Linked DNA regions of Homo sapiens: regions 1, 2, 3, 4, 5 and 7 are each linked to region 6. The links are chromatin loops, found by intact Hi-C in ENCODE. Cell type or tissue: PC-9. All regions are shown on one strand.

Evidence for each region. A loop is a pair of places that touch in the nucleus more often than their neighbours do. Peaks named below come from ENCODE experiments on the same cell type or tissue, not always from the same donor. Only the 100,000 strongest peaks of a DNase experiment are listed, where the experiment ranks them.
Region 1: it touches region 6 in a loop (4-fold over the local background); 4 of 110 quality-filtered maps call a loop at or near these places.
Region 2: it touches region 6 in a loop (2.4-fold over the local background); 49 of 110 quality-filtered maps call a loop at or near these places.
Region 3: it touches region 6 in a loop (8-fold over the local background); 12 of 110 quality-filtered maps call a loop at or near these places.
Region 4: a loop joins it to region 6, with 8 times the contacts of the local background. A loop is called at or near these places in 2 of 110 quality-filtered maps.
Region 5: it touches region 6 in a loop (4-fold over the local background); 4 of 110 quality-filtered maps call a loop at or near these places.
Region 7: it touches region 6 in a loop (15-fold over the local background); 11 of 110 quality-filtered maps call a loop at or near these places.

Annotation. Positions count from the first base shown.
Region 1 is chr10:62,110,792-62,114,791 of GRCh38, reverse strand. No RefSeq gene overlaps it. Among named protein-coding and RNA genes, the nearest start is that of LINC02621, 150 kb to the left of the region's middle. In PC-9, no CTCF peak of the experiment used is centred here; a DNase peak (open chromatin) is centred at 2,371; H3K27ac peaks cover 2,381 bases.
Region 2 is chr10:62,092,533-62,096,532 of GRCh38, reverse strand. It overlaps ARID5B (AT-rich interaction domain 5B), which reads right to left. Exons shown (of 10, transcript NM_032199.3): 10 at 1-4,000. The coding sequence ends at 3,503. Among named protein-coding and RNA genes, the nearest start is that of LINC02621, 160 kb to the left of the region's middle. In PC-9, no CTCF peak of the experiment used is centred here; DNase peaks (open chromatin) are centred at 662 and 2,462; H3K4me3 peaks cover 269 bases; H3K27ac peaks cover 1,905 bases.
Region 3 is chr10:61,942,253-61,946,252 of GRCh38, reverse strand. The region is part of intron 3 of ARID5B (AT-rich interaction domain 5B); the gene reads right to left. Among named protein-coding and RNA genes, the nearest start is that of ARID5B, 43 kb to the right of the region's middle. In PC-9, no CTCF peak of the experiment used is centred here; DNase peaks (open chromatin) are centred at 1,982, 2,472 and 3,142; H3K4me3 peaks cover 1,580 bases; H3K27ac peaks cover 2,883 bases.
Region 4 is chr10:63,156,512-63,160,511 of GRCh38, reverse strand. No RefSeq gene overlaps it. Among named protein-coding and RNA genes, the nearest start is that of NRBF2, 25 kb to the right of the region's middle. RefSeq lists enhancers at 2,245-2,294, 2,375-2,424. In PC-9, CTCF peaks have their summits at 1,950 and 2,162 (motif pointing right); a DNase peak (open chromatin) is centred at 2,201; H3K27ac peaks cover 417 bases.
Region 5 is chr10:61,269,920-61,273,919 of GRCh38, reverse strand. No RefSeq gene overlaps it. Among named protein-coding and RNA genes, the nearest start is that of TMEM26-AS1, 180 kb to the left of the region's middle. In PC-9, a CTCF peak has its summit at 2,426; a DNase peak (open chromatin) is centred at 2,269.
Region 6 is chr10:62,037,129-62,041,128 of GRCh38, reverse strand. All of the region lies in intron 4 of ARID5B (AT-rich interaction domain 5B), which reads right to left. Among named protein-coding and RNA genes, the nearest start is that of ARID5B, 140 kb to the right of the region's middle. In PC-9, CTCF peaks have their summits at 2,101 and 2,312 (motif pointing left); DNase peaks (open chromatin) are centred at 2,298, 2,998 and 3,838; H3K4me3 peaks cover 484 bases; H3K27ac peaks cover 1,628 bases.
Region 7 is chr10:61,835,416-61,839,415 of GRCh38, reverse strand. The region is part of intron 2 of LINC02625 (long intergenic non-protein coding RNA 2625); the gene reads left to right. Among named protein-coding and RNA genes, the nearest start is that of LINC02625, 31 kb to the left of the region's middle. In PC-9, no CTCF peak of the experiment used is centred here; DNase peaks (open chromatin) are centred at 2,035 and 2,655; H3K4me3 peaks cover 998 bases; H3K27ac peaks cover 2,868 bases.

The DNA of each region.
Region 1 (4,000 bases), 74 kb before region 6:
AAAACTCCGTCTCAAAAAAAAAAAAAAAAAAAAAAAAAAAAAAGAAATATTGTAAGTATGAGTAAAAATACAGGTGGATCCTGGTGTTTGGTCATGGGGCAGGGTCGGGGACAGATCCCTCATGAATAGATGAATGCCCTCCTATGGGGGTGAGTGAGTTCTCCCTCTGGGGGAATGGATTAGTTCCCATAGAGCAAAAGCAGGTTGTTAAGAGTCTGGCTTCCTTGATTTTTGTCTTTCACTTCCTCGCTTGTTCTGTGATCTCTTTGCACATCCCTGCTCCACTTCTTCTTCCCACCATAAGTTGAAGCAGCCTGAGGCCCTCACCAGATGCAGCTGCCTAGTGTTGAACCTTCCAGCCACCAAAATTATGAACTAAATTGTGAACTAAAATTGTGAACTCTTTTTATTTTTTTATTTTATTTATTTTTCATTTGTGTTGAGACGGAGTTTCACTTTTGTGCCCAGGCTGGGGTGCAATGGTGCAATCTCAGCTCACTGCAACCTCTGCCTCTCAGGTTCAAGCGATTCTCATACCTCAGCCTCTCGAGTAGCTGGGATTATAGGTGCCTGCCACCATGCCCAGCTAATTTTTAAATTTTTAGTAGAGATTGGGTTTCACCATGTTGGCCAGGCTTGTCTTGAACTCCTGGCCTCACGTGATCCAGCCCGCCTTGGCCTCCCAAAGTGCTGAGATTAACAGGCATGAGCCATGGCACCCGGCCATAAACCTCTTTTTAAATAAAATTACCCAGCCTCAGTTATTTTGTTGCAGCAACACAAAATGAGCTGAAACACACGCCTAACCTGCCAAACATCATAGCTTAGCCTGGCCTACCCTAAGGGTGCTCAGAACACTTGCCTTAGCCTATAGTCAGGCAAAATCATCAAACACAAAGCCTATTGTATAATAAAGTGGTGAATATTCCATGTCATGTATTGAATACTGACTGAAAGTGAAAAACAGAATAGTTATATGGGTACTTGAAGTATGATTTCTACTGAATGTATATCACTTTCGCAGCATCGTAAAGTAAAAACAATCCTGTATGAAATCATTGTAAGTGAGGGACTATCTGTGCTGGTAACATTTTGGTGTTTATCTTTATGTTCATATGCCTATACATAAAACACAGACATTTTGTATTAATTACATTTATTGTTTATTCTGTTTTTACAAAATGGGAACATATTACTTGTATTATTAGGCTGATGCAAAAGTAATTGTGGTAATTACTTTTAATGGCAAGAACCACAGTTGCTTTTACTTTTGCACTAACCTAATATTTTGTAACCTTCTTTTTGCACTTAATATATTTTTGTTGTACTGACTTATCATTGAATATATTTTATGAATACCATCATGTATTTAACCAATCTCCTACTGCTGGACATTTAGGTTATCTTCCAAGTTTTTTATATTAAATAATGATGCACTGGAAATCCTCAGACACATGTCTTTGTGCCCTTGTGCTATTATTTCCTCAGATACATTTCCAGAAAGAAATTGTTGAATCCAGAGACTCAGTGCCACGTTTTATGTTTTGATAGATACCACAAAACTGCACGGAAGTAATGCTGTGTCAACTTGTACTCTTACCAGTGGCATTTAAGAGTTTCAAGTGCTCGGTTTCATCAGGAATGACTTGATTCCCTGGCAAGAGCTTTCACATTAACAGTGATATTGGTAATGCTTACTAGATCAGACCATGTGCTAAGTACAGGTTGAGTATCCCATATCTGAAATGTTTGGGACCAGAAATGTTTCAGATTTTGGAATATTTACATTACATATACGTTCTGATTCTGCATCCCAAATCCAAAGAATTCGAAATCTGAAATACTTCAACGAGCATTTCCTTTGAGTATCATGTCAGTGTTCAAAAGGTTTCGGAGTTTGGAGTATTTTGGATTTTAGGTTTTTTGATTAGAGACATTCAACCTGTAGTTATTGAGCATTATTTCATTTAGTCCTTACAATGTGTAGGGGAGATAGTATAATATCTACTTTCAAGATGAGAAATCTGAAGCTCAGAGAGGTTAGTTAACCCACTCAAGTTTACACAGCTAGGAGGCAACAATGTTGGGGATAACCAAGATTCTCTCCTTAACCAAACTTTAATCAGGCTCCTCTGAGTCATCTTTTTGATGAGGCCTCACCCTGAAGGCTTTGTCCTTGGCCTATTTAGTCCAGTTTTAGTAAGAATCCTGTTGGGTCAGTTTAGCAAATATCCCCCACCCTTGATATCTGATGAAATTCCTCATCCCCATCTCTGGATATTTTTTCACCCTGGCCTTCCTTCAGCAAGAAGCTTGTCAAGTAGGTTTAGCCAGAATCTGCCTTACCCCTTGTTTACCCTTATAAAATGTTTACTGTTAGTAATTTTCCATCCACTGACCCTACCCTGCCCCTTGGCTATAAATCTCTACTTTTCATTGTTGTATTCAGAGTTGAGGCCAATCTCTCCCCCCTGGCAAAATTCCATTGTAGTAGTCTCCCTTGAATAGTCTGGCTTACTGTCTTTAACAAATGTCATGAATATATATATATATATATATATTTTTTTGAGATGGAGTCTCGCTCTGTCGCCCAGGCTGGAGTGCAGTGGCGCAATCTCGGCTCACTGCAACCTCCACCTCCCAGGTTCCCGCCATTCTCCTGCCTCAGCCTGCCGAGTAGCTGGGACTACAGGCGACCGCCACCACGCCCGGCTAATTTTTTGTATTTTTAGTAGAGATGGGGTTTCACCGTGTTAGCCAGGATGGTCTCGATCTCCTGACCTCATGATCTGCCCGCCTCGACCTCCCAAAGTGCTGGGATTACAGGTGTGAGCCACTGCGCCTGGCCAATATTTTTTTTTTAATAGGGATTGAAACCTGGGTCTGTCTGACTTTGTGGACACTGTCACACTCACCAGTATTTTTGAAAAAAGAGTTCTAAAAATTTTGGACTTGAATCTCCAGTAAACTACAGATATCCTTTAAAACAAACACATTTCATACATGAAGGTGCACAGCATAATTGGTTAAAAGAAGTTACTGTGGTATCAGACTACCTAGCTCCAAGTCCCAGCTCTGCAACTCACAAGCTGGGCAAATCACTTACTTGGCAGTGCCTCTGTTCCTTCGTCTGTAAAATGGGGAAAATATCAGTATGTACCTCATAAAGTTGTCATGAAAATTAAATGAGTTCATACATGTGAGCACTTTGAACAATGTCTAAGTACCAGCAAGCACTGTTACGTATACACTATTATTGTTATGCACGCAATATATCATATTCATTGTAAAGAAAACCCTATCCCCACTTAAAAAAATCAAAAAGATGAGATAAAAAGTAGATTAAACAGAAATGCATTATATTCTGCCTGTCTTCCTGGACTGGCTTGCACAGCTCCTGGCTTCCTTATTTTCTCCTTTGGCCACTGTGGGGATTGACTGTACCCACTTTGAATATTCCAATGGGCCATGTAGACCCATAGTGTGAGCCCATTAAGATCATAGACTGGGGATATTGTTCAGGAACCAAGAGGCTCAAAGAAACAAGTTTGCACTGAGAATGAGTCTGAGTACCCAAAGATCAGGCCGGAGTCCTGCCAGGAGAGGGGCAAGGCTGGCACTTCATTTCAGCTAAGCACAAAGTTTACATCGCATTGAGGACTTTCCCTGACCCATCTCTTTTCAAGTAGCTCCCTCATTCCCAGTCAGTCTATTCCATCACTTAGTTGTATTTTCTTCTTCACTGCTTCTCTGAAATTGTCCAATTTCTTTGTTTGTGTGTTTATTTTCTGTCTCCTTCATCAAGATATAGGATGCCATCTATTTCTTTCATAGTAGTATTTCCGGTGGTTAAACCAGTTCCTGGTACAGGGTTGGTGCTCCATAGATATTTATAGGATTAATGAGAAATTTAACCTTCTCTTATCGCCCCAGGGACTGCAAGAAGCTAATAAATAGAAGTTAAGGAACTTGAGAGCTTACCTAGGTAGCTCCTCCCCTA
Region 2 (4,000 bases), 55 kb before region 6:
CAGAATATCAAATACACTAACAGCCAACACTGGACTTTAAGTGCTCAAGATAATCATTGCAATGGTATGGGTCTCACCAGGGCAAACTCATTCCCATTTCTCTTTAAAATTGGGACAAGAGTAAAACTAGACCAGATGCGACTTGGCTGACCACCACCAAATGTGACTTTGTGGGACGATAAGTGAAGAGAAATAAATGGTTCTCTTTGAAGGCACACTACATAAAATATTTTTGTGGGACCACCTCGAAATTTCCATCAGACACACCAACACAGTGAAATACAGTACTTGAGAATTCATGCACCAGGTCAGAAAGTTGTAAAGTTAACATCGAGTTTTAACAAACCCTTCTGTATATGCCCTGATAAACAAGTGAACTTAAGAGCTTCTAGCTAGTAAATAAATAAGTCAGTCCTGTGGCAAATATTACAAGTTTGAATCACTTACTAGAAGAATACTTAATTCCGAAACTCGGTTGGGCTGTTTTTATTTTTTTATCATGTGGAGTTGCCAAACATTAAACCAGAAGTTGCATGGAAGTTTTTTAAAAATATTATTTAGAATCTCCAAATCTCCAATAAATCACAGACTTAGTGCATTTTGAATTGCAACATTTCTTGGAAGCCACACTCAGTAAATAGATTTATGACTCCACTGCCAATTCGATTCCACAGTTTCCTTTACAGAACTACCAATAACAATGGTTTGATTGCACAAAGAAAGGCTTGTGCAATTCCATTCAATAATAAGGCCCCTTGAACTCAAACAATGCAAACAAAGCCTTATTTAAGACATTTTAAAACGTCGTTCTCAGCCAATGAAGAATTCAATGGTCTTTTTGAAAGATTTCCAAGATCTCTGTTCAGAGTTTTAAAACAAATAACACACTGCTTCTGTTGGGAATGCGTACCCCCATTTCTCTTTATTTGTCCTGATGTTTTGCCGAGGGTATGAGCTTCCTCAGACAGAAACAGTGAGTCTCCTCTCAGAAGAGATGAGAAAAACAAAAGCTGGACTATGTTAACATTGTTTGAAAATGGTGTGATCGAATTCCAACATGATGAAACCAGACTGAAATCATTGCAGTGGAAAAAACAAATGCCCCATATTCCAAATAGGTGAGCTCCACCGGGGACAGATGCCCCCCCTCCTTTTTTTTTTGAGACACGAACTCATAGAAACCACATATGACCTAGCCCATGTCTGCTGCAGAACCACCGAAGTTTCCTTTTTCTTCCATGTCCTCCGATTCTGTGACCATTCAATCTAGTGCAACTTTCTTATATGTGTCCTGGCTAGCATCTTGCCAGCTGGAATTGAGATTTTTCCCCCCTCTAGCTTGTGCAATAGCAGGATAATCTGCACTCACACATTTATAATCTAAATTCTACTAGTCTATCTATGGTTCTATTAAATATATATATATATATTATTCCACAGGAAGGTAAATAATTAATTGAAGCAAATGGAACTCTTAACACTGGATCTCTACATTCTTTTGTTTCCACCTTTGGATATTAAGTATGTTACATTGAATATTTGGCTTCATATCATGGAGACATTTCAATACAAATGCACGGCATGCATGGCTTTGTTTAAGAGCCGCAGTTTCATTGTTATCAGTTTTGATTATTTTGCAGTCGAGTTACCTATTTAGAAGTTGAAAATTGTCACCAATTTTCCCAGAATTAAGTATCTCAGAGGTAAAAGACTTAGTTAACTATGGTTCTAAAGTCTACTGGTAGTGTTGCGGGAGGGGCACAGTGGGTTGGGGAGTTCATCCAAGCGGTCTTCAGCAGGGATGGGACTTGGGGAGAAAATCCACTCTCTGTATCCATTGACTTTTAATTAATACAGTTAGAAAATGTGTCCACCTTAATGTTATATCTCGGTAGCAAATGGAATACAGTGGCAAGAATGACAACGGACATTCTCCACATCTTTTCACTGCCTGAGCAGCTTGACCATTTACTTCCCACAATAAAAGAAACCAGAAAGTGGACTGTATTGCCAGGTGGTTAAAAACATGACCCAAACCACCTTACATGTTTCTGTGTGTGTACACACAAAACTCACACCCCATAAAACCAAATAGGATGACTTTTCTTTTGAAAAGGCTAATCCAGTATGTCAGTTATCCCCAAAGATGTGGCCTGGGAGATTCTTCTTGGGAATGACAAGAAACCAACTGGATGAAAACAACATGACTACTTATCACTCAAAAGACCGAGGCTAGAGAAGCTATCAGGACTGCAGCTGCTCCTCTTCTGGCCAGTTGAGCTCCATCCTCTTCCCAACCCCCTTTCCCAGACCATTTAAAGGAATCAGTGCCAACGCCAATGTAAATCATTTTGGCTCCTGTTCTAATTTCTGAAATTCCTAAAATATCTGTGCAGCCCACAAATATGTCCTCTAGACTCTGTTGTTATTCGGCAGCTTGCTGCCAGTGAGGTTTTTGTTTTTATGATTCTCTGGTATGTAGGACAGTTTCACAGCCTAGATAAGGTAAGTACAATGCTCAATATTTTCACAGAACCCAATACTTCAAAGCAAAGCATTTGGCTGGGTAAGCAGTGTATAAGCTCTTTCAACTATGCCATTTATGAGGAACAAAATCCTTAAGTTGCGGATCTACAAAGGAACGTTCTTTGCACTATTGTGTGCTTGACTGTTTCTTTTTCATTTGTTCCACTAGAATCAGTTGCTTCAATTTGTAAACAATAACTTTACCACCCAAAGCTGCTCAAAATAAGATGTGGAAAAATTACAAACACACAACAACTAGGACAGTCAGTCAGCCTCAAAAACAAAACAAAAACAAAAAGACCTGCAAACAAAAGCAATACCATTTAATAAAAAAAAAAAAAAAAAAAAAAAAAAAGACGAGAAGGAACTGGGAGAAAATGGAACTACCTGTATATAAATTAGGTGAGCAAACAGTGATACAGGTAGTTTTAAGAAGCAAATATATACAGTCAATTTAACAGTGTTTACTTCTCTGGATTGTTTAATAGTGTCAAAATGAAAGATCTATTGAAGTTTCACTATACATTGCATTGATTGAACCTTGGAGAGTTTTATGAAAAAGAGGGGCATCCCTTGCCATCTGTTTGCCAGTCTTCCTTGCCCCTTCCTTTGAAATGCCTGCCTCTTTTTTGCCCAGATTGTTTCCTGACCATCCGAACTCAGATGGGGTCCTCTAAGTTCTTCCTGGATATTCACAAATCCCTTCACAAGGCCCACGTGCGAAGTGAATGATCTGGAGGTGCCTGGGCATCTGTGTTGGAAGGGAGTCAAGACTCACCAGCCAGTCAGTTTGTGGGCTAGAGTTGTCCCACAAAAATCAGGCATGTTCACCTCCCCTCTGGGCCCCTACAGCTGGGACTGATCATAGCCTCAGATTAGAAGAAATACTGACTTCTAACTCTATAAGCCAGCACTCCTGGGTAAGGAGTGAAGCTCTGTTGGCCATGCCGCTTTGGACTGCTGGGCAGAGCTGAGCCTACAGTTTTGTACTGGGGTGCACGGATGACAGCTGGGAAGATGGAAAGGCAGCTTGAGGATTTATAGCAGCTAAAGGGTAAATGCTGTTATGCAAAAGGTCCCCATATGAACTTCCTACAGGTGTAGCCGCAGCCAAGTGTCTGTACAGCTGCTGAGAATTTGTCGGTGATGTAAAAATTCCTCTTTGCATCACAAGCGAGTGGAAAGCCAGGGGCTGCATGAGTGGAGAAAGCACAGTCTGGTTTTTCAAGTACTGCAGAGAATGAGAATACCCAGCCGGGAGCCTGGAGTTGAGGCCCGAGTTACACAGGCTCCCGGAATACAGACCTGGGAAGATAGGGGAGGAGAGGGGAAGCTTGTGGCCTTCTGATCCGCCCCCGGAATGCCCACCGTGCGCTGCTTTGCTGCCTTCACTCTCCTGCTCAGAGGCCTTCTCCTTCCCAGAGACCTCCTTGGATGGGTCTAAGGGAGACACTGCCCGGGCCTTTTTCCCTGC
Region 3 (4,000 bases), 95 kb after region 6:
AAGTGATCTGAAACAACCATTTGCAATACGAGGCCTCCAGAATCTCCAAGCAAAAACTACAGCTAATTTTTAACCAAGAGTATTTGAGATATCCTATACAACTGGCCACTTATGGCTCAGTTTATTTTGACAGAATTTTCAGGAGGATAAAAGTTTATAAAATATAAATATATATTAATATATAAATATATAAAATGTTTATGTTATATGGTATATATTACATACATTTATTATTTGAAATAAATATATATTAAAATAATAGTCATATATAATATGTATTTATATATATACATATAAACAAGCAAAAACCTAAAGGACTTTTATAATAGTTTTCTATCGAGGGAGACAGTAATGAGAGTAAACCCTGTTCTAAATTACTAGAATGTGTGTGTGATTAGGGAAATTCAAAAGGGACAAATAAGCTAACCTTGTACCACATGGCTCCCTATCATACAGAACCTGCTTCTGATAATAATAATGTACTAATAATACCACTTTAGACTTCAGTATCACAAATGTTTCCATAGATATTAACTAATTTGTTCTCAGGTGGTCTTCTCAAAAATCCAATGAGAAACAGCCAGGTACATATTATTGCCCATTTTAGACAAAACAAAGCTGAATGTATAAACAATATATCATTTAAGAAACTTCTCAAGTTGCAGTGTTATGGAAAATGGCAGAGTGAAACCAGCAATCCAAAGTAAAATATAAACAACAAATACCTTCCAAAGACTCTTTAATATACACATAAAATTTAAACCTACTTTGAGCCATTTGGTTGAACAGTTGTGTTCTTTTCATGTCACCTTAGAGCTGTATAATAATATTTCACTTTATCTCTGCAGCAATGAAGTGAGTACAGATATTTTATTTTACATTTGAAAATCTCATTGTATTTTATCTTTTTTTGTGGCTGAGAATTAAGAATTCATTGCTCTCATTAATAAAAGTTATTTCTCTTCACTGAAAAAAATAAAAAACAAAAAATATATACACATAAAATTTAAGTCTAGAAAGGAAGGAAGGATTGTTCCAATAAGAGGCATGTCTTCAAATCCTAATAAATTCATGAGAGCACTCAGGTAAAAAATCATACAGTGTCTTCCAGTGACTTTTCCAGTGGTGACAGATCTACATGTAGAGCCAAGATTCTCCTGACAGCCCACCCTCTGCTCTTTTAACCCCACCATGCTGTTGACTCCCAAAAAGTACAGTGAAAGTCCCAGCAACAGAAGAAAGGGGGAAGCTACTCTTTCTCAATTTGATGGGACAGATTTAGAAACAGAAATTGAACTGAGGGAACCCCCATCATTAAATTCAGCCAGACCCCCACACATAATCTTTGGGTCTTTTTTCTCAGTTTCAGCTCAGACTCCTCTATCTTTTCTTTCTTTTTCTAAAGACACATTTGGAGATGAAACCATTCATAACTGCCCATCCACAGACAGTTTGTGGCAGCATAATTGACAATGAGTCTGCTGCAAAAAAATGAAAATGCTGTTTTAATAACCTTGGCCTAAAATACATTCTGTTGTATGCCTCAAAGGGCTTCAATAAAAAGTCAACCTGTAGAGACATATTTTCTTGGCTTAAACAACAATCCAAAGCATATAAATGTAGTCCAACTATAATGACATATTTATAGGCCAATAAAGCTTACACTGCAGCTTTCATACTTCGCTTAAAGGAACTCTGTAAGAATCAGTGTTACATAAAATAATTTGATTTTTTTTTCAAACTATAGCCCAAGGAATAAAAAAATGCAAGTTTGCTATGTTTAACTGATAGTGTTTATATTCCTTACTTACTAAAAATTTTGTAAAATGAAATAATTCTTCATTTGACTACTTTCAACTGCCATACCAAATATGGGTATCAAGTCCACTTTATTATAAAAGCTAAGTACTGTAATTCTAAAGACAAAAATAAATAACTAGAGGCTTGTGTGGTGAATGATTTAATCAACCCAATTCTTCTGGAAAAACAGGTTCTTGTGTTCATTATGCTTATGAATAATACATTCCTTAACCCTCCTATTTTAACATAGTTATTTTTCTTTTTTTTTTATAAACTTCAGTATGAAACAGTCTGAAAGAAGGTAAAATATCTCACTGAGTAAAGTCATAATTTGCATTGGTTTCATATTGAACTTTCTTTCTTTGAAAAGGACAAAGAGGAGGGAAGAGAATGAATGCACTTTACCACATTTCAGAAGTGTTTTTTAAGATTATTAGTTTTTCCACTATCCAGATCTGTAGTTTTAGTCATCAACCATTAAGAGTCTTAAATGAAAACTCTAGAGAGTTTTAAAAAGCAGAAAGATGACATCCTCAAATATTGTCTAAATGTGCTCCCTCAAGGGGGAAGGGGATAAAAAAAAAATGAAAGAGTTGTGATTTGAATCAGAGCATTTATTGGAAGCTGCCATGTGGGGCAGAGTTTCTCTTTGTGGAGTATTAATTTGTTGGCAGACACACATTTGTGAGAACATTCTTGTTTTTTTTTTTTACTATTCAGAGAGAGACAGGAAGTGACACAAACTGGAATTAAAGCGAACTTATTCTACCTAAACACTAAGCAAGAAAAGTGCTTTAATGAGCTTTTATATTTTAAAATCCCTTCTCTAAGAACCAATCTAATTATTTTGTTATTATTCATGTTTCAACATTATGAAATAACTCAGTTAAAAAACGATAACATGTTGGAGTTTTACTTTATCCATAGAAAGGTGAGATCTTTCCGTTCTTTGCTTACTTCCACCAGAAAAAAAGGGGGGGGGCCTCAAATAATCTCACAGTTCATCTTCTTTCTTTGGTAAGAACAATGAGGAGTTGGAAGGGTTCTACAGAAGGAAAAACCTAATAAGTGTGTGAATTTCCATTAACAATGTGGTATTGGAGGTGGTTTCAGTGTGACCAACAGAAAAGGAGATAAGAAAACCACTGCGGAGAAAGAAAAGTACAGACAACAAATATTTTGATGTTATAGAAGAGGCTGAAGAGAAAGTTGTGGGGACAGGAATGTGTACAGAAAATGACACCCCCTATCTCCTCAATATAAATCCTGACAATGTAGACTTACAAACCTTAGATTAGGCAGATAATGGAAACTCATTACATTAAGGAAAGTTTTTGTTTCTCTTTCCACATTATTACAACACAGTGTGCATTCCAATTACAAAAGCTATTTGTCTCAAATTCCCCACAGTTCATAGCAACTGAGTAGAATTTCAAGGCCCTAAATTCTATCCTTAAAGGGGTATTTTACATTAAAAATTTTTTAAGTACATGGTGTTTCTTGTGCCCCAGGAGAGAGCCTCCCAATCAACTCTCCTGTTGATCATTTTCCCTTCTTCAGCACTAATCATAAAGCTGTCTCCAAAATGAGACCAAAACAAACAAACAAAATCAGACTCAACCTAAAAGCCTTTTTTGTTTTGTTTTGTTTTGTTTTTGAGACAGAGCCTCGCTGTTGTCGCCCAGGCTGGAGTGCAAAGGTGTGATGATTTCGGCTCACTGCAACCTCTGCCTCCCAGGTTCCAGCAATTCTCTTGCCTCAGCCTCCCAAGTAGCTGAGATTACAGGCCCCTGCCACCACACGTGACTAATTTTTCTATTTTTAGTAGAGATGGGGTTTCACCATGTTGGCCAGGCTGGTCTTGAACTCCTGACCTCAGGTGATCCACCTGCCTCGGCCTCCCAAAGTGCTGGGATTACAGGCGTGAGCCACCGCACCCGGCCAGGAACCTTTTTATCAATACACATTCATTGGCCTTTCCTTACTCCTACTGAATGAAGAATCTAGAAAAGCTGGTCTCAGTAATCAGTATTGTTTTTTAAATTTCTTTCTTGAGTCTAATAAGCAACTAAATTTAAAAACCACTCATCTAGATTTTCCAGGCCAAACCACCTGCAAGTACTGTGAATATTCACTATAAACCAATTTCTTCTGGAATCAACTGCAAAAAGGTAGAATATGGACCTTCTTTTTTTTTAGA
Region 4 (4,000 bases), 1.1 Mb before region 6:
TGCCCAAAGTGTGGGTATTTCAAATAAATGAAAATTACCTAAGGATGAAAACTGGTCTATGACCCTCTTGCCCCATTTAACATCTTGCTGCCTCCATAGAGGTTTATTTAGTTTTAACACTGAAACCAAAGGATTTTGTGGCAATGTTTAACTTTTTTTTTCTTTTCCAGTCACCAGCTTAATGGCATGTTTAATATCCTTCTGTTTCTTCTGTTAACATCTGGCCTTCCCTGAACAGCCATCTCCTCCTAAGAATAGGGAAATATCTGATATCAGTCCCTCCAAAAAGATCTATTAGTGGCAATGAAGACCCTGGGACTTAATAACACTCTGAATAGCAAGACTTTTCTTTAGGGAATTTCCATGGAGGAAGCCTAGGGCTAATCGTTGTTTGGTTCTTCTAATCAACCAAATCAAGAGTCCCTCTCTCAGATGACAAACTCCCTTTCCTCTTTCTGGAAACTACCTTTGGGCATCACTTACTTAGGAGGCTTTGGTCCCTCAGCCCTATCCCACTCCCTAATTAACCTGTCTCCTTTGTCTTCCTGTACATCCTGGAATCTGTGTTTAGCAACTTTAAAGACATTCTCATTTGTATTCTTGATTCCTTCACCGTTTATCCTTCTGTCATATCTGGACTACCCCTCCCACTTTTTTTCTAATGTAGTGTGCCCACATTAGAGAAACAGACTAAGAACGCAAAAACTAAACTCGCCTTCACTTGGATTCTTTCGGCCCTAACTCTGAGGGCCTATTCCAAATATTTTCCATTCCTCAAGTCTGGAACCTGATCCTGGCCCCTTCACCTTTAGGAAATAAAAAGCTAATCCACTTGAGCCTCCCTCAAATTTCATCTCATATTGTCCTACTATGATATGATTCTGACCAAGATTACTCACCTCCCTTAATTCCATGCCTTTGTTCCTGCTGTTCTAGAAATACAGCCAGGCGCAGTGGCTCACGCTTGTAATTCCAGCACTTTGGGAGGCTGAAGCGGGTGGATCACGAGGTCAGGAGTTCGAGACCAGCCTGGCCAACATAGTGAAATCCCGCCTCTCCTAAAAATACAAAAATTAGCTGGGTGTGGTGGCGCATGCCTGTAGTCCCAGCTACTTGGGAGGCTGAGGCAGGAGAATCGCTTGAACCCGGCAGGCGGAGGTTGTGGTGAGCTGAGATTGTACCACTGCACTCCAGCCTGGGCAACAGAGCTAGACTCCGTCTAAAAAAAGAAAAAAAAAAGAAATACCTAGAAAGTCATTTCCCCATTCTTTGATCCCAGATACTTTCCTGAAGGTGAAAAGTATACCAGCTACTTTGTATTTTTAGTAGCATAAGGCAAGATGTTTATAAACTGCTCTTACTATGAGACATTTACTAGCATCCAACTAAGGACTTTTTTTTTTTTTTTTTTTGAGACAGTGTCTCACTCTGTCGCCCAGGCTGGTGTGCAGTGGTGTGATGTCAGCTCACTGCAACCTCCGCTTCCCAGGCTGAAGCGATTCTCCTGCCTCAGCCTCCTGAGTAGCTGGGATTACAGGTGCCCACCACTACTGCCTGGCTAATTTTTGTATTTCTAGTAGAGATGGGGTTTCACCATGTTGGCCAGGCTGGTTTTGAACTCCTGACCTCAAATGATCCACCCGCCTCGGCCTCCCAAAGTGCTGGGATTACAGGTGTAAGCCACTGCGTCCAGACTTGGTTAACTCTTTGTGGCCCACCACACCTCCTTCCCAGGTCCTGAGCAAACATCAAGTTGATTCTTTTCTAAAGAAATTGGTATTGTTTCAGGCCTGCTTTGGCTGCCAAATTCTCCAGATCAGTAAACCCTTCTCCCAAGCTAGACGAAGTCTTGCTAATGATAGCTTTCAACCTAACCTCCAGGCACTTCCAGGCCCATTGAGGGTCAACCTTCTTGAGATTAAACCCAGGCAGCAAAACCTGAAAGGTCTTATCAGACAGGAAACTAGTATGCAAGACTACAGTCCCTGCCTGCACTAACCTGGCCCAGGCTTCTTAAAGACTCTTTTTGAATTGGTTTTCCATATCTGTTCCAGACAGGAAGTCAAGTAAGACCCCAACAGATTCATTTTTCCATGTCAGTCATTGGCAGGGCCTAGCCTTGAGTCTGGACACCATAATACCCTTCCTGGCTAATGGACCCAACAAGAACCAGAAGTTTCTTACTGTCCACCAGATGGCAGTGTTGGTTAGCAGTAGCTGGTAAAAGGACAAGATTGCACCTGGGAAACAACAAATAATCTGAGGATGCCCTTTACTTTTTTAAACAGTCACGCCATCCACTCCCAGAGATCTTTGATTAGGCTACACTGGGATTATGACACAATATAATGATACTAAAATTAAACACTTTTAATCTTCACATAACCTATGATCTAGAATGAATCAATAAATAATAGCTACTATTAGTTTACACCCTGACTCTTCAAATAGGTTATAAACACCCTGTGGCAGGCTGCCTCACACAAGCATCCATCTTAGTCATTTTCAAACAAGATTCTAACCACAACTGCTCACAAATGAAGGGTTATCATTAAAAATGGACATGAAGTTTTTTTCTGTTGAGTGTAAAGACAAACTCAAGTCTCACCAGATGGTCTCTGAATAAAGAAAAACCAGGCCAGTCGTGGTAGCTCACGCCTGTAATCCCAGCACTTTTGGAGGTTGAGGCAGGAGGATCACTTCAGGCCAGGAGTTCAAGACCAGCCTGGGCAACATAGTGAAATTCCGTCTCTACAAAAAATTAAAAAATCAGGTGTGGTGGCACACCTGTAGTCCTTGGTACTTGGGAGGCTGAGGTAGGAAGATCCCTTGAGCCCGGGAGGATCAAGGCTGCAGTGAACCATGATTGATCCACTGTACTTCAGCCTGGGCAACAGTGAGACCATCTCAAAAAATAAAATGATCTTAAAAAAAAAAATGAAAAAGCAACACTTTTTTTCTCTCCACTCTCAGTACTTCACTTCCAGCACCGGATGTGAGCTTTTTTTTTTTTTTTCCCACACATCAATTCTCTGGTAGGTGATCTTGCAAAATTAACTCAACTCTGACTCTACCTACCTGGAGGTTATGGGCTCAGTCCCACAAGACTACCCTTAATTCAGACCCAACCACAAATCCCCGGTTCAACCTGGTATTCTGACCAACCAGTTGCAAATCAGAGGTTCCCACAACACTCCCCACTGCTGCCTCACACTTTTGGATTCAATCCTTTGCTAGAATGGCTTAGGGAAACATCTTATTTACATTTAACCATTTATTATGAAAGTACTTATCAGAACAGCTAGATGGGAGACAGACATGGGGCAGGGACACGGGGCTTCTGTGTCCTCTCAGGGCACACCAGCTCCACATGTTCCGTAACACGGACGCTCTCAGGATCCTGTAGTTCAGGGATTTTTATGGAGACTTAATCATATGGGCATAATCAATTGTAACTCAATCTGCAGCCTCTCTCCCCTTCCAAAGGATGGGGCATGGGGCTGAAAGTTTTAAGCTTCTAATCATGCTGGTCTCTCTTGTGTCCAATCCCTATCCAGGGGCCCACTGAGAGTCATCACATTAGAACAAAAGTTCCTACCAGCCAGGAAATTACAGACTTGGGAGCTCTGTGCCAGGAACCAGAGACAAACAGCAAAATATTTATTTCTTCTTATAAATCACAATATCCTAGTCTCCAATGCCTCCTTGGGAAGCAGAAAGTAGCAGAGGTACAGTGGTACCTCTAACAGAGCTCATCTTTTAGAGAGAAATGGCTAGGCTAATAGAGTCATGTGCCATATAAAATTTCAGCCAATGATGGGCCACATGACAGATTATAAGACCATACCTTTATATTTAGATATACAAATGCCATTGTGTTACAACTGCCTAGCCAGTACAGTCCCATGCTGTAAAGGTTTGTAGCCCAGGAGCAAGACTATACAGCCTAGGTGTGGAGTCGGCTCTGCCTTCTAGGTTTGTGTAAGTCCACTTTAGGATG
Region 5 (4,000 bases), 770 kb after region 6:
TCCTGCTGTGCAGCCTGGTTCCTAACCAGTCATGGACTGGTAAGTAACACTCTGTGGCCTGGACATTTGGGACCCCTGCTCTAAGATACAGGTCATATAAAAATGAGAGGGTAGCTTAATTATCTTTATTTATTGTTTAAAAAATAATAAATTTGTTTCCTAGCAGGCTTCAAAATTGACCAATAATTGTGTTTTGTATGCTTATATATCCGTGAACTCAAGGAATTAATCTTATCTGATGTGTTTGAATTCATTAGAATACATTCTCTGGAATAATTATCCCATCTTTGGCCACTGTGAGCCTCTTCAACTCAGCTGCTGACTCTTTTTGACACAAACTTAGTCAAACAACCTTTGATAGCTTCCTTGCTCTCTGGTGCATTGTAGGCTCATCATACACATTTCTGCCTAAGCTTGCAACCATCCACATCCGAGGAGTAGGAAATAGCATTTAAAGACTACAAGCTGCATGCCACATATGCTTATTATTAATAACTTGATCACTGTTTCTAGGCCTTTTCAGTGGGCAAAACTAGAAGCCAACTTTCATGTAATTTCCTTATTCCTCATTCCCTCATTTAAAACATAGTCATATTATCTGCATTGTCAGAGCATGTAGACATTACATACTAGACTGCCTCATTTATAGTGTATTTTTGGTCTTGATTGTACAAGTATATTGATATTTAATGTTCTTTACCCATGCTTTCAGTAAATTTGGTTGTCTGAAGCTCATATTTTAGTACAGGGATTTTTTAAAACTTTATAATAATCTTTCATGGAACAATACTTTAGTAAAATACAATGAAAACAAATTACTTGAGAAATGATTCATGTACTTGGATGTCATGGCAATGTCAAAGTGCCATAAAAGTTTTGAACACTTGCTCTTAAATCCATTCTTATTTCTTTGTGGTTTGGTAGACTCCTTAAGAAGAGCACATGAGAACAATGTTCTCTGTGTTTTTGCATGTTGACATCAATTGACCATAGGCTTTTTGTACTTAAAGGTCAGTTTGGCTGAACATAAGATTCTTGGCTGACATTTTCTTCTTGTGAGTATCTTAAATATATTACTATAATATTTTTGGCCCTAAAAGTATGTCTGTTAAAAATTCTGATGACAATCTAACTTTCTTTCTACTTATCTTTTTGGTGGGATAGCCTAAAGATATTTATTTTAAAGGATGGTGTTGGCCATTATGGGTCAAATTTCAAGTCCTCTTAATACATAATTTCTAATTGTTTTTATTTTAGGAAAGTTTTCAAATTATAATTTCTCTTCAGAGATTCCTTTTATATAACAGTAGTTACCAAATTTGTTGTATCATGGAAGCAGCAGTCTGGCAAAAACAATGGAGTGTTTCACAGAATAATATTTTTAGATGTATAAAGGAGAACATACAGCATTTCAAAGGAAACTAATTATATTGAAATACAGTTGTCAAAATAATTTAAAATTATGTTGCAGTTATTAACTCTTTATTAACTATTAAGTAATGAGATATAGTTCTTAATTAATGAGATCTAAATATAGTTAACAACTACAAATTGAAAAAAGTGATGAGCATAAATGGTATTTGGAGCTGTTTTTCCAAACTGTAATTTGGCATTTTGACTTTTGTGATCATTTTTGGTGATAAAATCGTAGATACTGTCAGTACTACTGTGGTTTGGTGCATATGTTGATAATTAAAGAAAAACGTTAAATTTCAGCCAGAGGTCAGTAAAAATATATACATAATATATTTCTTAACCAAGTTCATTGCACCACCTAAATTTTACCCATAAACCCTGACATCCATGGACCCTGGGTTAGGAACCCCTGTATTAGACATACGTTGAAATTTCTAAACCATCATTTTCTCTCAGGTGCTTTATTTTTTTAACGCTTTATTTACATCATTTTGATTAAAATTTTTTTTCTTCCTTTCTATGTTCTGTTTCTCTCATTGCACTATTCTGTTTATTTGCTTTTGTGTTCCTCTTGGCTCAACTTCTTTAGTGAAATGATTTTATTTATTTCTAGTTTTTTCTCAACTTATGTAACTCTAATTTTAAATCTTCCTTAATCATCTCATTTCTGAGTTATTCTATTTGTGATTTCTTGTCACAGCTTCTACCATTAGCTTGGTTTATTTTAGCTCATTTTGAAATACCGGGCTTCAGTCTTCATCTGTTTTTGAGGGCATGTCATTCTTTGTGCCTCCCAGGTCATAGGGAATTCATTCTGCTTCTCATTCTTCTGAGACTGCATACTTTTTGCTTTGCTCATGCTTAAGTAAATGAGTTTTTGTGTACTTTTAGGAGGGAGGAAAGGGCGAAGTAACTTTTCTAGACTCATGACTCTAGGACTCCCTCTTCTGTTTCTTACCTTAAAGTAACTTAAATATACATAGGCTTGCATTTTGTGGAATCTCTCTCTTCTATTCCCTAATCCCTTTTCATCTGGAGTTTTCTTTTTTTCTTTTTTATTTTTTTCCTGCTCTTTTTGTCCCTGTTCTTCTCAATGTGAAGCTCATGCTAACAATTTCTCCTGGAAGGGAAGGTTGGCTTGTTATCATCAATGGCTTAGAGGGCCCAGATTATTCCAGCACCATTAGATCCTATCAAACATGGTCCCCTTGCTCTCACCCATGATTCAGAGCCTGCAAGACTCTTACCCAGTTCAGTCGTTTTCCAGTGTATATCTATAAGAAATATGGAATATTCTGGTATCAGAATCCTCACAACCCACATTGTCTTTCTTTTACTTCCTTCTACAGAGATGCTGATACTGCTCATGTCTGATGGCTCTCAGGGCTTTTTTCTAATCCCTTATATTTTGGAGTCTTTGGAAATAGCTTAACATTTAGTTATATATAGAGATAGATAGATAGATAGCAGATATGAATAGATACTGTCTATGGATTTTTTTGAATTTTTTATCATAGTGGCTCTATTGGTTTTATATAGGGCAGTGATTCTCCACTGGGGATAACTTTGTCCCCCAAAGGAATTAACCAATATCAGTGGCAGTTTTGGCTTTCACACTGGAGGAGAGGTAATACTAGCATCTAGTGGACAAAGACCAGGGATGCTATTAAACATGCACAGGACAGTCCTTCACAACTAAAACTTATCCAGTCTAAATGTCAATAGTGGTGAGGTTGAGAAACCCTGGTCTATGGGAATTTGGGGGGATTCAAAAAGTAAGCCACAACTGATACCCTCCCAGCTGCCTCCCAACCTCCTCATCAGTTCTTCATTTAAAAAAATGTATTCACTTCTATCCGTTATTATTAATCCCCTTGTTCAGACCCATGTTTTTTTTGTTTGTTTTTTGTTTTTGTTTTTGTTTTTGTTTTTGTTTTGAGTTGGAGTTTCGCTCTTGTTGCCCAGGCTGGAGTGCAATGGCACCATCTTGGCTCACTGCAACCTCCGCCTCCCAGGTTCAAGCGATTATCCTGCCTCAGCCTCTGCAGTAGTTGGGATTACAGGCATGCACCACCATACCCAGCTAATTTTGTATTTTTAGTAGAGACAGGGTTTCTCCATGTTGGCCAGGTGGGTCTCGAACTCCCGACCTCAGGTGATTCACCCACCTCGGCCTCCCAAAGTGCTGGAATTACAGGCCTGAGCCACTGCGCCAGGGCAGGCCCATGATTTTTTTTCACCTGAGCTATTATGCTACTGTGGCCTGAAGACTGAAGCTGCTCTTGCACTCTTTCCTGTCCAAATCATCTTACCCATGATGCCAGAGTAATTCTCCCAAAGTGCAGCTCACATCATGCCAAACATCTGCTTAAAGAGATTCTGTAACTTGCTAGTACCTTGTAAATAAGGTTTAATCTCATTATCTGGAGATTCAAAATTTTCAGTGCTCTGTCCCAATTTATCTCCCTGAATTTACTCCCTCTATTCCTGATGCATATAACCTGCAATGCAGCCAAGTAGGAATTGCCACTGTTGGACAAAAATGTCTCTTTTTTCTCTATTCTTTGTTAGACAACTTTCTTAC
Region 6 (4,000 bases):
AGTGGGCGTGGAGAGGCAGCAACAAGGTTGATAATACCTGGTGACATGTTAACTAAGGGCAGATTATAAGCCGTGGGGCAAGCTAGAGTGATCACTCAATTGGAGGGAGGGTTTGTTACACTATAGAGAAACAGCACACAGATACCATCAGAAACCCTAATGTAAAGCTAACAATGAACCCAGAAGAGGTTACAGCTTCTTTACATTTTTCACTGTAAGATAAAACATTTCTATGACTATTTAGAATTGCTGTGTCTGATACAGTCACCGCTAGCCACGTGTCCCTTGAGTATCTGAAATACTATATGTCAAGTCCAAATTGAGATGTGCCGCAGTGTAAAATACACACTGGATCTCCAAGACTTAATACAAAATAAAAGTAAAATATCTCATTAATAACATTTTATATTGATTGCATATTGAAATGATAATATTTTGAATATACTGGGTTAAATAAAATATATTATTAAAATTAACTCCACATGTTTCTTTTTACCTTTTAAAATGTGGTTACTAGAATATTTTAAATTACATGTGGCTCACATTATCTTTCTCTTGGGCGATGCTGGTTTAGTCAATAATTCAATGTTATGATTATAGATATGTTCTTGGAAATATGTGTTAAGGAGCAGACAGAACAAGATTAACATCTGAAGCTAGAATAATCAGCAAAAGTCACGATTCAATGTTTCAATACATTTAAGATTTTATTCACTGTTATGGAGGGTAGTCATGTAAAAACGTTATATATAGTTATATATACACATTACACACATATATATATATATAATGTTATAATAGTATCTAAAAATTTTTCTTAAGCTGAGGTCTCCCTTCTGTAAAATTCAAATCTGGTAATCATTGACTCAAGGCTACTAAATGGCCCTGATGAAGATGTTATTTCATTAACTTTCTTAACTAAGATGTCAAAGTAAATGTTAAGCTTTGACAACAGACTGGAGAAGAGACAGAAAGAGAGAGAGAGTGAGAATGGAGAGAGAGAGGGGAAGGAACTAGCTAATTATTTATTTCATGACTTGTTCTCTCCTGCTGTCAATATGGGTCGGGTATAATGTAAGCCATTTTCATCATCCAGTACAAACTGAATAGGAGAAAATGGAGCTGGAGTGATTTTAGTTGCTTGGAAGTAGACACTTCTTAATCTCCAACTATTGAGTAAGTTAATGGTCTGACTTTTTGGACATTTCATCTGAGAATAAATAGAGAGGTCAGTTACAGTCAGGCCTAAATGCAGGGGCATAGCCTCATTGGCTTTGCCAACCTGCTTCAGGTCCCATTTATGACAAAATATGAGATTATTCATTGAAGACTGGCATTCCAATAAGCCCAGAAAAGTTGAACAGAACAAAAAGGTTTGAACTCTGGGGGCAGGGAGGAGAAACATTCTTTCCGCAATCATTCTTAGCACCAAAAAACCATCAGGCATCACTGAGAAGGCGGCTGCCCGGTGCTCAGTTTGCCCTGTGTCCCATCCTCCCAAACAACTTGTTATAGTAGCCAAAATCAAAGCTGATTCCCTCCACCTCCTCACTTTTTGATTCCTGTGGCAGCAGCAACACAGAAACCTAACTAGACATTAACAGCCCTCCAAACACTACATGCCAATCAAAAGGCTGCACACACATGGTAAAATGGGTTCCTATGGTAAAAATAAAAGAGCAACAATGGTGGCTATAGAAAGAAGCTTAGGAAATATTTTCTTTTCTTAGAAGGCAGTAGTTGCTGTAGCATTTAAGGCAGTAACATGCAGAAAGGCTTAGACCAAAATTTCTGCAACATCAATGAAACATGCAATCAATATCATACATTCTACTGTATCATACTTATATTGTACTAATTTTGATGAAATGATTGGGCGGTTTCAACCTATGTACCACGAAGCAATCTGCACACCTCTGGTATGTTTCTGATATCTAACTATAGAAGTATTTGTCTTTGTCCTCCAAACTCTTTTATAGCACATGGTATGCATATTTCAGCATCCAACATTATTAACTCATGAGCAACTGTCAGTTGATGGTTATCTAACACATGGGGTCTGCACAAAAGGGATCCTTATTTGGGCAAAAGCTCTTGTCTGCACCAGTCTGTCTATATTTTCCCTCAGAATAACTTTATTTGGATCATTATTCGCTGTTAGTGGAAACTCGGAGGCTGCATGTATGGCAATCGGAAGGTGGAGAAATAAATCCTTAACAAGTTCAAACACTTAGCTGATATTAAAACCATTTCTAGCTTTGTTAGCTGAAAGCAAACGCTCCATTGCCCTCTCGTGGTGAGTCGATGGGATGCGGTGGGACGACCAAAAAAACCCGCAGAAACTAACAAAAGAGTTTACTCCAATACAGGTGACAACATTCATCTTGGATAGAAACAGCCACAAATGACAACCTTATGTTGTTTTATATGTTTTAGAATTTACATTTTCAGCCCTCTTATGTGGAGATTGGACAAGGTGGGGTAGGTGGGGTTTGTAATATGGAAATTAGAACTTTGTCTTTCTGCAATACAATGACTTCACTATATTTACAACCATAGCTGCTATATATGTGGCAAATTGATTTTTATGAGATTTAGAAACTTAAAAAAATCATGCTCACATTTTAAAAGCTCCTTTAAACCAAAAATAGACTGATGTTCCAACTGGTTTGGAATTATAGGAACCAAGGAAAGAAGTCTGAATAATTCCCTAATATGGAAGAAAAACTGGCTTTTTTTCTTTTCTTTTTTTTTTTTTAAATAAGGAACAGTTTGTTTCTGACAATAGGCAACATGTGGGACTTATAGAACCAAGTATAGGTACAGAATTTATCTTTCTATATTGTCTAAAAATAAAATTTTAAAAAATTCTGAACTCCAAATTTAATAGTCAGTTACCCAATTGGGTATTTATCTTTTAAAAACACCATTTAAAATTTCTGCTGTATGCCTTTCAACAATTTCCTGCCTAACAGGCCCATCCCCAGAAAGCAAACAAACCTGGTATTAAAACAGACTGAAGAGCTTAAGAGAAAGCTGGGGGAGAAGTCAGGGCAAAGTACATGAGAACATAAACTACTTTTTTAAATCTTACTACCAGTAAATGTACCATTTTTCTCTTTTATGTGTCTTCTCTTCAGATAAAAGCCACTCCTCCAACCAGCATTACAGAAATGCTCTGTATTTTTATAATATGATTTTAGGGGCAGATTAATCTCAAATTGGCTTTTCCACTCAAATGTGGAAGTTCAGTTTTGCAACAACAGTTGTTTGATTTTGTCTTTGAATTAGCAAAGTTCTTAAAGTAATTTTACTATAAAATTAAACAGCTGGGAGTTCTTTAGCAAAACATGACAACTCTTGTTCTTCTTTGTACTATTGTGCAAGCTGAAATACCCTTTCTTTCATGTCTTTATATTCCAAAATGAATTCCCTAGTTACCCTTGTTTAGCTTTAAGAAAAATAATAAAGAAGGGGGGCGGTTTTTGCTGACCTCTGAAATTCACAGGCTTTTAAGCACAGGGCGTTTACACAAGGTGCGTTCTCAAAGGGCTTTTGTTTAATTCCTATTATGGAATGAAAAATGATATTTTGCCCCAATACAATGCCAATCTTTGTGTACGGCAAAGCTGTTGACAAGTATTTCTGTGGAGCAAGGCATCTTATGCCGATTTCGCAGATGGGAAAACTGAAACATCTCTAAATGGTGAGGAAATATGGGACTAAGATGTTCATAGAGGCTGGAATTAAATTTAGAATTTGACTCTTAGCCCAGGACTCTAACCATGTGAGGGCCCTAACTCTCTGGAATCAACAGAAGGGCAATTTTAAAACATTCTTTTGACGTTATTAACCACAGCCTCGGGGCTCAGGGAAATGAGTGGGGGAGGGCCTGGAAACATAATACAGAGCTGCTAGGTGACAGCCTCTTGCAACATTGCTAATACTTTGGATTACTTGATCCATATTGCCGTATATTCTACTAATATTCTGGGGCTTA
Region 7 (4,000 bases), 200 kb after region 6:
GTTGGCTATGATCTCGAAGTGCCTTCCAGTTTGGGCATTTTTTTTCTTTTTTTTTTTTTTTAAGACAGAGTCTCACTTTGTCGCCTAGCCTGGAGTGCAGTGGCCCGATCTCGGCTCACTGCAAACTTCTGGGTTCAAGTGATTCTCCTGCCTCAGCCTCCTGAGTAGCTGAGATTGCAGGTGCCTGCCGCCATGCCTAGCTAATTTTTGTATTTTTAGTAGAGATGGGGTTTCACCATGTTGGCCAGGCTGGTCTTGAACTCATGACCTTAAGTGATCTGCCTGCTTTGGCCTCCCAAAATGCTGGGATTACAGGCTTGAGCCACGGTACCGGTTTGGGCATTTTGGAATTCAATTATGTCTTTAACTCCATTTATAACGTTTCTAGGGAGAGGCAGACATGGCTTACAATAATCTTCTTAAACGATACAAGTTTTACAAATATTTGCCCAATAAACTACAACTTAATTTCTTCAAAGATTGCCTTGATTGTGGCTATCAGCAATTCTTCATTTTTTCCCTTAAATTTTATATTTTTTTAATTACTGAGACAGGGTCTCACTCTGTCATCCAGGTTGGAGTGCAGAGGCACAATAATGCCTCACTGCAGCCTCAACTTCCCTGAATCGAACGGTCCTCCCACCTCAGCCTCTTGAGTAGCTGGGACTAGTAGCGCTAGCACGTGCCACCATGCCTGGCTAATTTTATTTTTTTCAATTTTTTGTAGAGACAGAGTCTCCTTATGTTGCCCAGGCTGGTTTTGAACTCCTGAACTCAAATGATCCTCCTACCTCAGCCTTCCAAAGTGCTGGGATTACAGGTGTGAGCCACCGTGCCCAGCCATAATTCTTTCTCCATCTTTCCAAACTGGTATTGTCTTTTAGCCTTGCTGAGAGACACCCAGTTTTGACTGGGTATAAGAAAATATTAAGAAGGTTCTGGGGTTTAATCAGTAGACGAAAATAAGGAATCCCCAAGTTTCGGGGTCACTGATGGACTTTGGGGTTCAGGTTTCTTGGGGGTCAGATTTCCTGTCTCAAGGCTACCAGAAAGAATCCGGCCAGGTCTGGAGTGATAGCTGCTTTTCTGGCACATCAGCAGGGGCTGAACCCTAATGTGTTTAACAGTTGGACTTATTTTTAATCTACTGTATTAGGAGCACAAATTTAATCAAGAACAAATTGTTACCAATGTTGTTTTTTGTTCTTGCATATGCATATATCCTTAACACTGTTCTGTATTCCCTTGTGCTAGAAAGCTTTCCATCTGACATCTGACTTATTTCATAACATTAGTTTTTTTTTTAAGTACAAATATATGTGGAGAAAAAAAGAAACGAGGAGCTGAATTTCCACTCAATGCAGCCCCCTTACTTAAAGAACTAGCTGCAGTACAGATTTTAACAATTAACATTCCTGCCGTGAATGTCGTTATGGATGGAGCTAATAAATGTTTTCAAACACTCTTCGGCTCAAATACACGTTCAGCTTATTTTCTGTCATTTGATGGCATTGGTGGGTTGAGACATTCCTCTAAGCCTTTTTTTTTCTCCTTTCTAGTAAAAGAAAGAGATCTTATCTCCCTACCCACCCTAACCCACCCCTTTCTCTGCCCTACCCGCTCTGTGCCTACTAAACCTTACTTTCAGGTCAGCAGGCTGGTAACAGATTAATTTCACTCTGTGAGGAACACCAAGTGTTTTGGCCAGGACACATGAGAATCCTGTTATAATATTACCGTTTTTCTAAATTAAATATTAGGAAAAATTAAACTAAATTGTGGCACACAGTGCAATGGAAAATATTTCTCTTCCAAACACTTCTCTGTGATAAATGTGTGTGTAGCTGAAAGCACAATAAATATGCACTACTTAAAAAACCCAGATTATTCAGGTTTTAAGACTTATAGCTAAAAGTGGTTTAATGTTTCATGCCTAATAATAGATTACTCCTATCACATTTCTAACCTTTATTTCTCCTCGCTTTGAAGTCCAGCCATATAAAGGTTGTTTGTAGAACCACACGAAAGTTAAAGCAAATATTACTTAGAGTGATTCATACCACCAAGAATTTGCAATGAAGGCAGAGGTTTTTTTTTTTTTTTTTTTTGGTGTGTATGTGTGTCTGAATCAAAGGAAATGAAATGTTTGTAATATTTTTTGGTTGATAAATTTATTAAAACATTTTAGAGGCTTGTAGTAGAAGCACAGCTGAAATAAACAGACTGACTGGAAACAGATTATATTCTGCTCTGTGGGGGAGGCAGAATTTAAAGGGGGAAAAATTCCCTGGATTTCAAAAATTGCCACCAGGTCACAGCAATACTTAATTAACTGAATACATTATGGGAGGGTTATAACATAGATGCTAAAAAAAGAGGGCGGGGTGGGGGGGAGTAGTCAAATTCATTTAATCCTGTGTTCTTTGCTTACAGATTAGCCTTTCAGAATGAGCAACCTGATTTTTTTTTTTTTTAAAAGGATCCATTTACCTTCCAGAGCTTTTCATAGCAAAACATTTTGCATGGTTGCAAAAGAAATTAATTTGTTGCCAGTTGCTCCACACTGGCAGGAATTCTGAATAAAGAATGTAAGCAATCTATCTTTGTTTGCAAGATATAATTAATCTGGCAGTTAAAATTCTTTGGAAACATTCTGATGACTTATGTGGAAAAGTAGCGCAGCATTTTCAAAGAAAACTCAGAACTGTATGCCGGGGAAGATAAAAGATATATGAAGTGTTTGTTCTAAGCGATACTATTCATTTAAAGATCATAATGTAACCCCACCCTAGCAATTATTGTGAAAAACAAGACAAATCTCCATCTATAGCTTTCTGACACAGTCTTGATTTGAGAAACAAAATAAGCACATTACTGTTATAGTCTAATAGACTGCAAGCTGTTTTATTAGAGTCAGCTGAATCCTGTTTTGCATAAAAAAGAACTCTGTTTGCTATCAAGAACACATTTACATTAATATGACTTTGACAAAGTAAAATAAAATCGCATTAAGATGATGTAAGTAGATAAGACAATGAAATCTCTGTGAGAGAGTTTTGGCACACACTAATTACAGTCAAGTCCCTGCAGAAAAAGAACATATTTTTACACCAACTATCCATGTGTTTGAAAATGTAGAGAGCCCAAAATGCAATCCTTGGTTTAGGTATTTCCTGAATACATTGTATTTCTGTGCTTCTGAGATAGGGTTTTTTTTTTTTCTTTAAAGGAGGCTGCCCGATAAATAATACTTTCATTTACAATAATACAAGCAAGTTTCTTTCTGAATACTAGCCTGTAATCATCCTGATTATTTTAAGGGACTTTCCAATACAGGGCAGCTGAAAACAACGTTTTAGATTACATGGTAATTTAGGAATGCATGAAAAGCTAAGCAGTTACCATAATAGGGTTCTGGATAAACTTCATGCTTTTTAGAGCAAAACATAACAACATATGTTTTGTGATTTGTTTCAATGATTTTTCTATATTTTTTTTGTTCAGGTTCTATCAAAATATTTGGAGGCCTCATCTGCGTACAGCATTTTTATAACCTTATTTTGAAAACTTTGATGTCTCTCTTTTTAGTTCAGTCATTAAAAGAAAGGCAATGATGGATGATGATAATGCCTCGGATTTTATGACTAATCAGTTCTTGGCAGTGGCCATATTTCTTCCGTAGTGAAACTTTAATACTCCTTTGGCCTTGCATAGGCTTAACAACAACAAAAAAATTTTTTGGAACTGTGTTACACCGGCTACTTATTAAGTATTAGCAAACAGTTATTATACAAAAGTTAGCACTCTGATTTAACACCTGACAAAATGGAGCAACCAGGAAAGATGATTTCTTCTCTTTTCTGGATTCTCACAAATTTTAGGTGCCTTGCTATTGTGTTTTTTTTCCCCCATGTTTTACATACAGGAATACGGAGAAAAGCTATTCAGATGGTAGAAATATTGAGGGGGAAAAAGTCTTGTAGGGGTGAGTTGGGCTGCC